Regions from separate parts of the Homo sapiens genome. Here region 2 is linked to region 1. The links are chromatin contacts, found by Hi-C or POLR2A ChIA-PET in ENCODE. All regions are on one chromosome and are shown on one strand. The core of a region is the stretch at or near the end of the contact, and the rest is flanking DNA. Distances in the headings are between cores, read along the strand shown.

Region 1 (4,630 bases), core at 1,109-3,608:
TCTTTCTTTCTTTTTTATGGTTGAGTAGTATTCCATGGTGTATGTATACCACATTTTCTTTACCCCATCATCTGCTGATGGACACTTAGGTTAATTCCATGACTTTGTTATTGTAAATAATGCTGCAATAAACGTACGAGTGCAGGTATCTTTGTCATATAACGATTCATTTCCCTTTGGGTAGATACCCAGTAGTGGGAGTGCTAGGTCAAATGGTAGCTCTAGTTTTAGTTCTTTCAGAAATCTCCATACTGTTTTCCATGGAGGTTGTACCAATTTACATTCCCACCAATAGCGTATGTGTTCCCTTTTCTCTGCATCCTCACCAACATCTGTTGCCTTTTGACTTTTTAATAATACATTGACCTAGGGAAAGAATTTATGACAAAGACCTCAAAAGCCATGCAACAGACAGGGTGCAGTAGCTCATGCCTGTATTCCCAGCACTTTGGGAGGCAGAGGCGGGTGGATCGCTTAAGGCCAGGAGTTCGAGACCAGCCTGGTCAATGTGGTGAAATCTTGTCTCTACTAAAAATACAAAAATTAGCCGGGCGTGGTGGCACACATCTGTAGTCCCAGCTACTCAGGAGGCTGAGGCACTGAGGTGAAATTTTTCCCTTGACCCCCTTCATGGGCAGGAACTGGAGTCGCTCATCTCATTCACCCTGCAGTTCATGGATGGCTAAGTGTTAACAACTTGGTGAAGGGTCAGGGTGACAGCCTCCTGCACCTGCCCTTTTTGACACCCAAGTTCTTGTTTGGTGTCCAGGAAGAATCAGGTCATATGAACTATTTGAAGGGTAGTATGTGAAGGATTTTACTGGGCAGTAAAAGTGGCTCTCAGCAGGACAGGGAATTGGAAGGGAGATGGTGCGGGAAGGTGATCTTTCCCTGAAGCCACACCATCTGAAGTTAACTATGTCTATCCGTAGTCGCCGACGCTCAGCCGCATGTATCCCTGATACTCAGCAGCTTGCAGCCCTGACCACTTGCATCAGCCGCTTGTGTTGTTCTTTCAGCTGAAGTCTTTTTATGGGCACAGCATAGGGGCGTGGCAGGCCAAAAAGGCAATCATTTGGGCAGAAAAATGGGGTCAGCTGTTTTCACGCAGGGCCGAGGTTCCAGGCTTGAGGGTGGAGTTTAGCTGGGAACCCAGACCTGCAGGGTCAGCTGCTTTCACTTAGGGCCAAGGTTCCAGGCTTGAGGGTAGGGTTTAGCTGGAACCCAGCCATTCTGTATCAGCAGGAGAATCACTTGAACCTAGGAGGTGGAGGTTGCAGTAAGCCAAGATGAAGCCACTGCACTCCAGCCTGGGCAACAGAACAAGACTCTTTCTCAAAAAAGAGCTCCTCCTGGAGGGAGGAGCTGTGGTGCTGGAACTCTGGAAACAACTCTTTCTGTGTGTATTAGCATCTGTGCATCAGGGCTGGTCCCAGCAGATCCGTCCTGTGACTCTCTTTCCCCTGTGGCCTCCCCTCCCTAGGAGGGAGATGGGGTTCCCAGCTGGCTCCTGGGCCCTCGTGTTGGCCTGTCCTGCCACGCTATCCTAACTGGTCAGGCCCATGGTTTGAGTTCAAGCAGCAATCCCAGACACATGCTCCCAGGGTTCTTGGATGTCACTAACAACCCTCACTTCTTTTACATCATTCAATTGGGCTGCATTCACAGACTGTTTCTCAATTTCTCCTCTAAACAGGTATGAGTTTCTTATAATCCCATTTCCAGGATGAGGGAGGCTGTCCTTTGGGCACTGATGTGGAGGATAAACTTGCAAAGCTCTCCCAGATAAAGAGAAAAATGATAAAGTGATGAAAAATGAGAGAGAAGATGATAGATATAAAAGTATAGAAACCAGAGATCAACCCAAGAACAGAGGGTGTTCCTGAGTAAGAAGCAACAACCATTAGACTAGAACAAATAATCAAAGGCATAATTAAGAAAAACCGAAACTGCCATTGCAAAATTATAACTGAAACAGTGACAGAGTTCTGAGCTAACCCACTCCATCTTGCTTCTAACCTCCAAGCTGCCCTTGTTCATTCCTGGGTGTAGGCTGAGCTAACTTTAGGAGGAATTTAGTTTATAGTTTATTGTTTGAAACAAAGATAGCATCCCTTTCAAAACAAACCCCCTTCTTGCCTGGGGACTAGACTGCCTTTGTATTATAGGACTAACAAATTAGTCAAAAAATTAGAAATTATGGTTTAAGAGTCATGCAGCTGGAGACAGATTCTGACCCTCCCCAAATTGCTCCTGGGGATAATATCACTATTGTAAAACCTAAGATCAGTGCTTAGGATATTTCGCAGTTCCTGCATTTGGTGAATCAGCTGGCACCACCCAGATTGGTAACTGGCTCGTCTGATCTTGTGGTCCCCACTCAGGAACTGACTCAGCGCAAGAAGACATCTTCGACTTCCTATGATTTTATCTCTGACCCAACCAATGAGCACTCCTAACTCATTGCCCCCCACCACCAAATTATCCTTAAAAACTCTGACCCCAGAATACTTGAGGAGACTGATTTGAGAAATGATAAAACTCGGGTCTCCCGTACAGCCAGTTCTGCGTGAATTACTCTTTCTCTATTGCAATTCCCCTATCTTGATGAATCATCTCTGTCTAGGCAGTGGGCAAGGTGAACCCTATTGGGCAGTTACAAAACTGTCCCAAGAATGAAAAGATTAAATCTGAATATTTAAATTCAAAGAACTCTTTACATTGCAGGAAACATCTGTGAAAAGAAGAGCTCTGTACCCAGGACATCCTGGCAGAATTCGATTTACTTTATTAAAAAGAAAATTAACTTTTCCATTATGAAAAGAATAAAGAATATACAAATATATTCTAAGAAAATACAGATTAGCAAAAGGAAGGAATAAAAATCATCCATTGCACTACCACCCAGAAAAATACTCTGTTAATGTTTTGGCACATCTCTTTTAGTCCTATTAATATACATATTATTTTTTACATAATTGCAATTTACACAATATCAAAAATTTAAATTTTCTATCATTTAAAAACACTTTTAAAATTATAAAATTAATACATGCTAATGAAAAGGTTTAAAATTGGAGGGAAAATACGAAGAAAAAGGTTGCCCAGAATCCACTTACCCAGAATTAACCACAGTTAATACTGGGGTGCATTTCTTCATAGCCTTATCTGCACTTTTGTACATAATCTAATCTAATTCTTTTTTTTTTTTTTTTTTTTTTTTGAGACAGAGTTTCACTCTTGTTGCATAGGCTGGAGTGCAGTTGCACAATCTCGGCTCACTGCAACCTCTGCCTCCCTGGTTCAAGCAATTCTCCTGCCTCAGCCTGCCCACTAGCTGGGATTACAGGCGTGCGCCAGCACGCCTGGCTAATTTTTGTATTTTTAGTAGAGACAGGGTTTTACCATGTTGGCCAGGCTGGTCTCGAACTCCTGACCTCAGGTGATCCACTGCCTCGGCCTCCCAAAGTGCTGGTATTACAGGCGTGGGCCAGCGCGCCCGGCTAATCTAATCTAATTCTTAAACATTGTTAATATGGAGCATTTCAGAGACTCCAGACAGTAAATGATGTAAAGGCTTATGGAGGGGATAAAAGGTTAGCCACAAGGTGATTTAATAGTCTTTCATTTTAAATAAAGCCTAAATACTCAAGATAATTCAAAATGAGTTTCAAACATGCAAAAACCCATACAAAACATGTAGTAACTCTTCTATTAATACCTGAGGTTTAAGTGGCTTAGCCACGATAAGCAGCATTGGAACGTGACAGCACACACTTGTTTAAGTTCCGTGAAGTAGTGAGGCTTTCATGACAAGCCTGTTTTCTGGTTCTAGGAGAGCCATACAAGTAGGAAAGGAGGAAGCAGAAGGGCCAGGCCTCATTACTACCACAGACCCCACATCATCCCATTAGAATTTGGACTTTGGGGCCCAAGCTGAATAAATTCTTTTGTACTGCAACAGTTTCATGGGGGAAGAGAGGCAAGAGCTGTGCTCAAAGGGAAACACATCGCCTTAAATGCTCTCATTGTGACATGAGGAGAAATGGAAAAATTAACCCAGCACTCAACACAGTAACATAAAGAAGACTGAAAGAAGAATGTAATAAAAATAACAACTAAGTGTGAGGGAGAAAATGAAAAATCTGTAAATTGATCAATCCACCCAAGAGCCAGTTTCTGGGCTGTGGGTCAATTCACCAGAAAACAATTTGCTGACAGTCAAATGCTCCCTCTCCCTCTGCCTTTGCACACTAGGGCCATCTTCTCATTGTGTCCTCACATGGCCTTTCCTGGGTGCACACATGTGGAAAGAGAGTCCTCTGTCTTCCTGCTCTTTTTTTTTTTTTTGAGATGGAGTTTCCCTCTTGTTGCCCAGGCTGGAGTGCAGTGGCGCCATCTCAGCTCACTGCGACCTCCGCCTCCTGGGTTCAAGCGATTCTCCAGCCTCAGCCTCCCGAGTAGCTGGGATTACAGGCACCTGCCACCACACTCGACCAATTTTTGTATTTTTAGTAGAGACGGGCTTTCGCCCTCTTGGCCAGGCTGGTCTCGAATTCCTGAGCTCGTGATCTGCCCACCTCAGCCTCCCAAAGTGCTGTGATTACAGCCATAAGCCACCACACCCGGC
Region 2 (4,630 bases), core at 1-2,500, 450 kb after region 1:
ATACTGACACAGAGTTTTGATTTTCTGTAGCTTCGTGACTCGGTAAAAAGGTACGACTTACTTGGTGCTTCAAATACTAGCGCCAAGGTATCCGCGTTATCTTCGGCCCTTAGTGTAATGATATCTTCATTGCCGGCGCATTTTAGTATTTTGGACATACTAGAAGACAGGAGACACATGCTTTAAAATCAACGCCGTCTGCTGAAGGGCTGTATTTCGAACGCGGTTAGAAGGGGTTACCACTCTCACCCATCAGGCCGTCTCAGAACTGGTGGAGGGTAAGCGGACTGCTGGAGGATGCCATTATTAATGCAGACGTTTTGGGACGCATCTGGCAGTATTTATACTAAAATACCACCAGCAGTGTCCCTTCTGGATAGAAACAATCTCCTGCCACTAAGTAGGATGACAGGCTGCCACATTTCTCGCAAGGGCATTATAAAGCATTTAAAGTCAACCGCGACTGAGCCGGGAGGATCGCTTGAGCCCAGAAGTTGGAGACCAGCCCGGGCAACACACCGAGACCGTCTCAGAAACAAGAAAGCCACAGCTAAAGCGTCCATTCAAGGCCAACAGGATTTAGTGAGCAAAGAGCCCTGGAACAGTGTTCCTGGCACTGCGGAAAAACCCTTGATTTTCCCGCCACCACCCGCTTTGTGACTTTGGCGCGAAAAAGCAGGTTCGCGCAGCAGCCAGCGCGGGCTTTTCCGAACCGCGCGCTCAGCTGGGCCCCACCCCACTGCGTGGCAGGCCAATGAGAAGGCGCGGATGGCCCACGCCAGCCAATGAGGGCTAGGCTCGAAAGCGCTCCCGCCAAGCACCGGAGGTGCAGGCGGGCCGGGGCCGGCTTCCCGGGGCCGCGAGGCTCACCTGGTGAGGTTCACGCCCATGGCCAGGTTGCGGTCGCAGCGGTAGGTGTCGAAGCCCTCAGACCGCAGGGTGAGCTGCACCAAAGAGACGTGGGACGAGTCCATGCTCTGCAGGTTTACACCGCTGGAGCTAATATCCCAGCAGGCCTCGTTGATGAGGTCCTTGAGTGCCTCCAACACCTTCTTGAGGATGGAGCCCTGGACCAGGCGCGCCTCGAACATGGTGGCGGAGTGGCAACAACGCCGCTACAGGCAGGCGGGAAGGAGGAAAGTCTAGCTGGTTTCGGCTTCAGGAGCCTCAGAGCGAGCGGGCGAACGTCGCGACGACCGGCTGAGACCTAGAAAGACAACGACCACTCTGCTACGCCTGCAACCGTTTAATGCCGCCGCGTCCGCAAGCGCGCGCTCTCACCCTGCGCCGCGTTGCGACGTCACCACGCTGTCCAGCCCACGGCCTTGCGGGGAAGACTTTAGGGCCAATCGTGTCCATGCTCCCCGCGAGGCCCGCCCCCTAGAGCATACATTGGAGGAAGCGGGCGCAGGGCGGGGCAGCGTCGCGCAGGTCTCCCCGCCTCTTTGACTCCTGAACCCGGCCGCAGAACAAGTCCGGGCATATGTGGAGATCGGGTCCCGGTCCCGGCTCGTCAAGCCCCAGCTTTATGGTGGCTCCTCAGCCTCCCACTACGTGGGTAGAAAGTTTCCAGCCACGAAAGTGAAAGTGAAATGCAAATCAAGCCTACCGGGAGGAAAAGCCTCCTTGCAGCCTGAAGAGAGTACAGCTGCTGCAAATATGCACTTTATTTTTCAATTACAGAATTGATGCGCTCGTAGGTGTCACAAGATAAAGAGGTGAATTGTTCTGTTAAACTTAGCTCCCTATCATCCTCTTAACATTCCCCCGCCAGCTCTTATAATCACTCAATCGTTCATTGTATAAAGCTTTTAAAGCTTTTTTAAAAGTTCGAATACACTTTTTTTTTTTCAAAAATGCACTCATTCCGTAAACACTTGGAAAAGTACTTAATAAAGTACATTTAATTTTATGCCACGTACATCTTTTATCATATCAGTACCTCTTTAAAACATAGCATCACATGTATATAACATAATTTATCAATCTCCTGTTGTTTAACTACAAACACCTTTGAGCACTTAGGCAATTTTGGTGATATCAACTCCTTGAAGTAATACAGCTGAGTCAAAGAGCGTACACATTTAATATTTTTTCTTTTCTTTTCCTTTCTTTTTGAGATGGAGTCCTGCTCTGTCATCCAGGCTGGAGTACAGTGGCGCGATCTCAGCTCATTGCAACCTCCGCCTCCCAGGTTCAAGTGAGTCTCCTGCCTCAGCCTCCCGAGTATCTGGGATTACAGGTGCCTACCACCACCCCCGGCTAATTTTTGTATTATTATTATTATTTTTTTTTAGTAGAGACGGGGTTTCACCATGTTGGCCAGGCTGGTCTTGAACACCTGACCTGAGGTGATCCACCTGCCTCGGCCTCTCAAAGTGCTGGGATTACAGGCGTGAGCCACCACGCCCAGCCAGAAATTTTCAATTGTTACAGGATGGACAGGATTTGTTGTTTCTCTCTTGCTTTCTTCACACCACTTCTCTTTAGTTACTTTTAATACCTTGGTCAGCAGAATTCTTTAGTTTTTCTACCATGTATCTAGGTATGGAGTTAGTTTTATTTGTCTTGTTGAGGGAACTGAAGATTCATTTCAAGTCTGACATATTCTCAATCATTATGGCTTCAAATATCTCCTCTCCTTAGTCTATTCTTTATCTCTGGAATGCCTTTCTTTCCTTTTTTTTTTTTTTTTTTTTTTCCTAGTTCAGCTGTGACTCCATACAAGGTTCTAAGATGAGTTTCACAGTCTCTTCCCTGGATTTTGTGGAGACTTAACTTTACCCTTCTGTATCAGCCTCTTAAAGCACTGGGTCAGCCTTAAAAGGGAACAGGAAAGGGCATTTCTATTATAAGATGCCTTCAATTGTAATATGTACCATTATTTTATGTAGCACAAGCAAGAAAACTGTCAAACTTTTTTTTTTATTATTTTCTAGAGAGGGGAGTCTCCCTTTGACACCCAGGCTGGAGTGCAGTGGCAAGATGACTACTCACTGCCACCTCCAACTTCTAGGCTCGAGAGATCCTCTTGCCACCTCCCAAATAGCTGGGACTACAGGGGTGCACCACTGTACCTGGCTAATTTTTAAATGTTTTTGTAGAGAGAAGGTCCCACTATGTCGCTCTGGCTGGTCTCCAACTCCTGGGCTCAAGCAATCTTCCCAATCGGTCTCCCAAAGTGTGAGATTACAGGCATGAGCCACTGTGCCCAGCCTCAAACTGTTACACAATGCTTTATCACTTAGAATTTCTTTTTTTTTTTCTTTTTCTTTTTCTTTTTTTTTTTTCTGAGACAGAGTCTCACTCTATCACCCAGGCTGGAGTGCAGTGGTGTGATCTTGGCTAACCGCAATCTCCGCCTCCTGGGTTCAAGCAATTCTCATGCCTCAGCCTCCTGAATAGCTAGGATTACAGGCATGCGCCATCACACCTGGCTAATTTTTGTATTTTTAGTAGAGACGGGGTTTTGCCATGTTGGCCAGGTTGGTCTTGAACTCCTGACCTCATGTGATCTGCCTGCCTTGGCCTCCCAAAGTGCTGGGATTACAGGCATGAGCCACCGCGCCCGGGTCTATTTTGTTTTAAAAGAACTTTTAGACTTTAAAAACATTCTTATTATATATTACTCTTGTGCAAACATGAAAAAATTTAAGCTACATTGGTTAAGGCATTCCTACTGTTTCTCCACTCAGTTAGTTGCTGATTCTGCTGTTTTTCTGTATAATATCCTACTCTGTGTTGTCAAGGGTATTGATGATGCAGTATTTTTCAATAGTGCTATTCTATTGTCTCTGGAATTTCTTGCAAGCCTCTGCTACTCATTTGTAAGTTTTGATGTTGGCACTTTCTTGCTTTATGTGTGATGGACTACCCATTTGCATACATCTCAATATCAAAACATAATACAGCATCATCTGTTTGTGGTTCTTTTCCTTTCTTGGGTCCGTTAAAATCTCAGTTCCTTTGCAAAATGTGGAATGTGTTCCTTCCTCCAGTGAGGAACATTTGCTTCACTAAAAACAAATGCATATGCTCCACTACTCTGTTTCAGTTCTGTCTGCTTACATAATAACATTTTGGTTTAATGCCAAATTACATGTAATAGATTTGAAGACATTTTAAATGACAAACTCTATCCATGGGGGATCCACCATGTACATCAATCTGTTTATTTCTGCTCTATTACAGAAGTGATGTCCTCCTAAAAGTGTCAAATGATAAAGAGGTGTACAGTTACGTAAATTTTATGTTAAACTGAAATGAGGACATAAACATGCCTATGACTGTGGTCAGAGAAGGCCTCTCTGAGGAGGTAGCATCTTATCAGAGAAGACAGCTGCTTGGAGAGTTGGAAAAAAGCATTCTAGGCTGAGAGAATAGCATGATTATAAAGGTCAGCATACTTGGAATATATTCAGACAAGTTTGATGTAGAACTCAGACTGATGTGTCTGAAGCAAGAGTGGTGCAAGGTGAGGTTGCAGAGAGGCTGGGGTGAGCTCTTGCAGGACTTTGTAGGCTCTCTAAAAGTGCAAGGGAATGTGGTCAACAGCAGATCTTTGATGTGATCCAATTTACATTTTAAGTGGCTACTCTAACATCTAGTAAAGGTACTATTGGATCAGTGG

The links. A loop is a pair of places that touch in the nucleus more often than their neighbours do. ChIA-PET counts read pairs that join two places held with the same protein, here RNA polymerase II (POLR2A). Pooled maps may share reads with other maps.
Region 2: a pooled map shows a loop between it and region 1 (5-fold over the local background). The contact joins the promoter of PCNA here to the enhancer-like site in region 1. A Hi-C loop is called at or near these places in 3 of 50 pooled maps. POLR2A ChIA-PET finds 5 or more read pairs at or near these places in 4 of 52 experiments (CD4-positive, alpha-beta T cell, T-cell, activated CD4-positive, alpha-beta memory T cell and 1 more).

Annotation. Positions count from the first base shown.
Region 1 is chr20:4,663,778-4,668,407 of GRCh38, forward strand. No RefSeq gene overlaps it. Among named protein-coding and RNA genes, the nearest start is that of PRNP, 20 kb to the right of the region's middle. RefSeq lists a silencer at 2,383-2,584. Within about 2 kb of position 2,359, at least 10 of the 41 ENCODE cell types and tissues checked have a DNase peak (open chromatin) inside an H3K27ac peak, as active enhancers do; they include CD4-positive, alpha-beta T cell, where a contact is called at or near this core.
Region 2 is chr20:5,118,708-5,123,337 of GRCh38, forward strand. PCNA (proliferating cell nuclear antigen) reads right to left here and starts at 1,251. Exons shown (of 6, transcript NM_182649.2): 1 at 871-1,251; 2 at 62-159. The coding sequence starts at 1,091. It overlaps PCNA-AS1 (PCNA antisense RNA 1), which reads left to right and starts at 879. Exons shown (of 1, transcript NR_028370.1): 1 at 879-1,262. LOC124900464 (small nucleolar RNA SNORA26) reads right to left here and starts at 2,832; the gene lies at 2,710-2,832. RefSeq lists enhancers at 1-705, 445-594, 706-1,586, 1,035-1,204, 1,335-1,784 and a silencer at 785-844.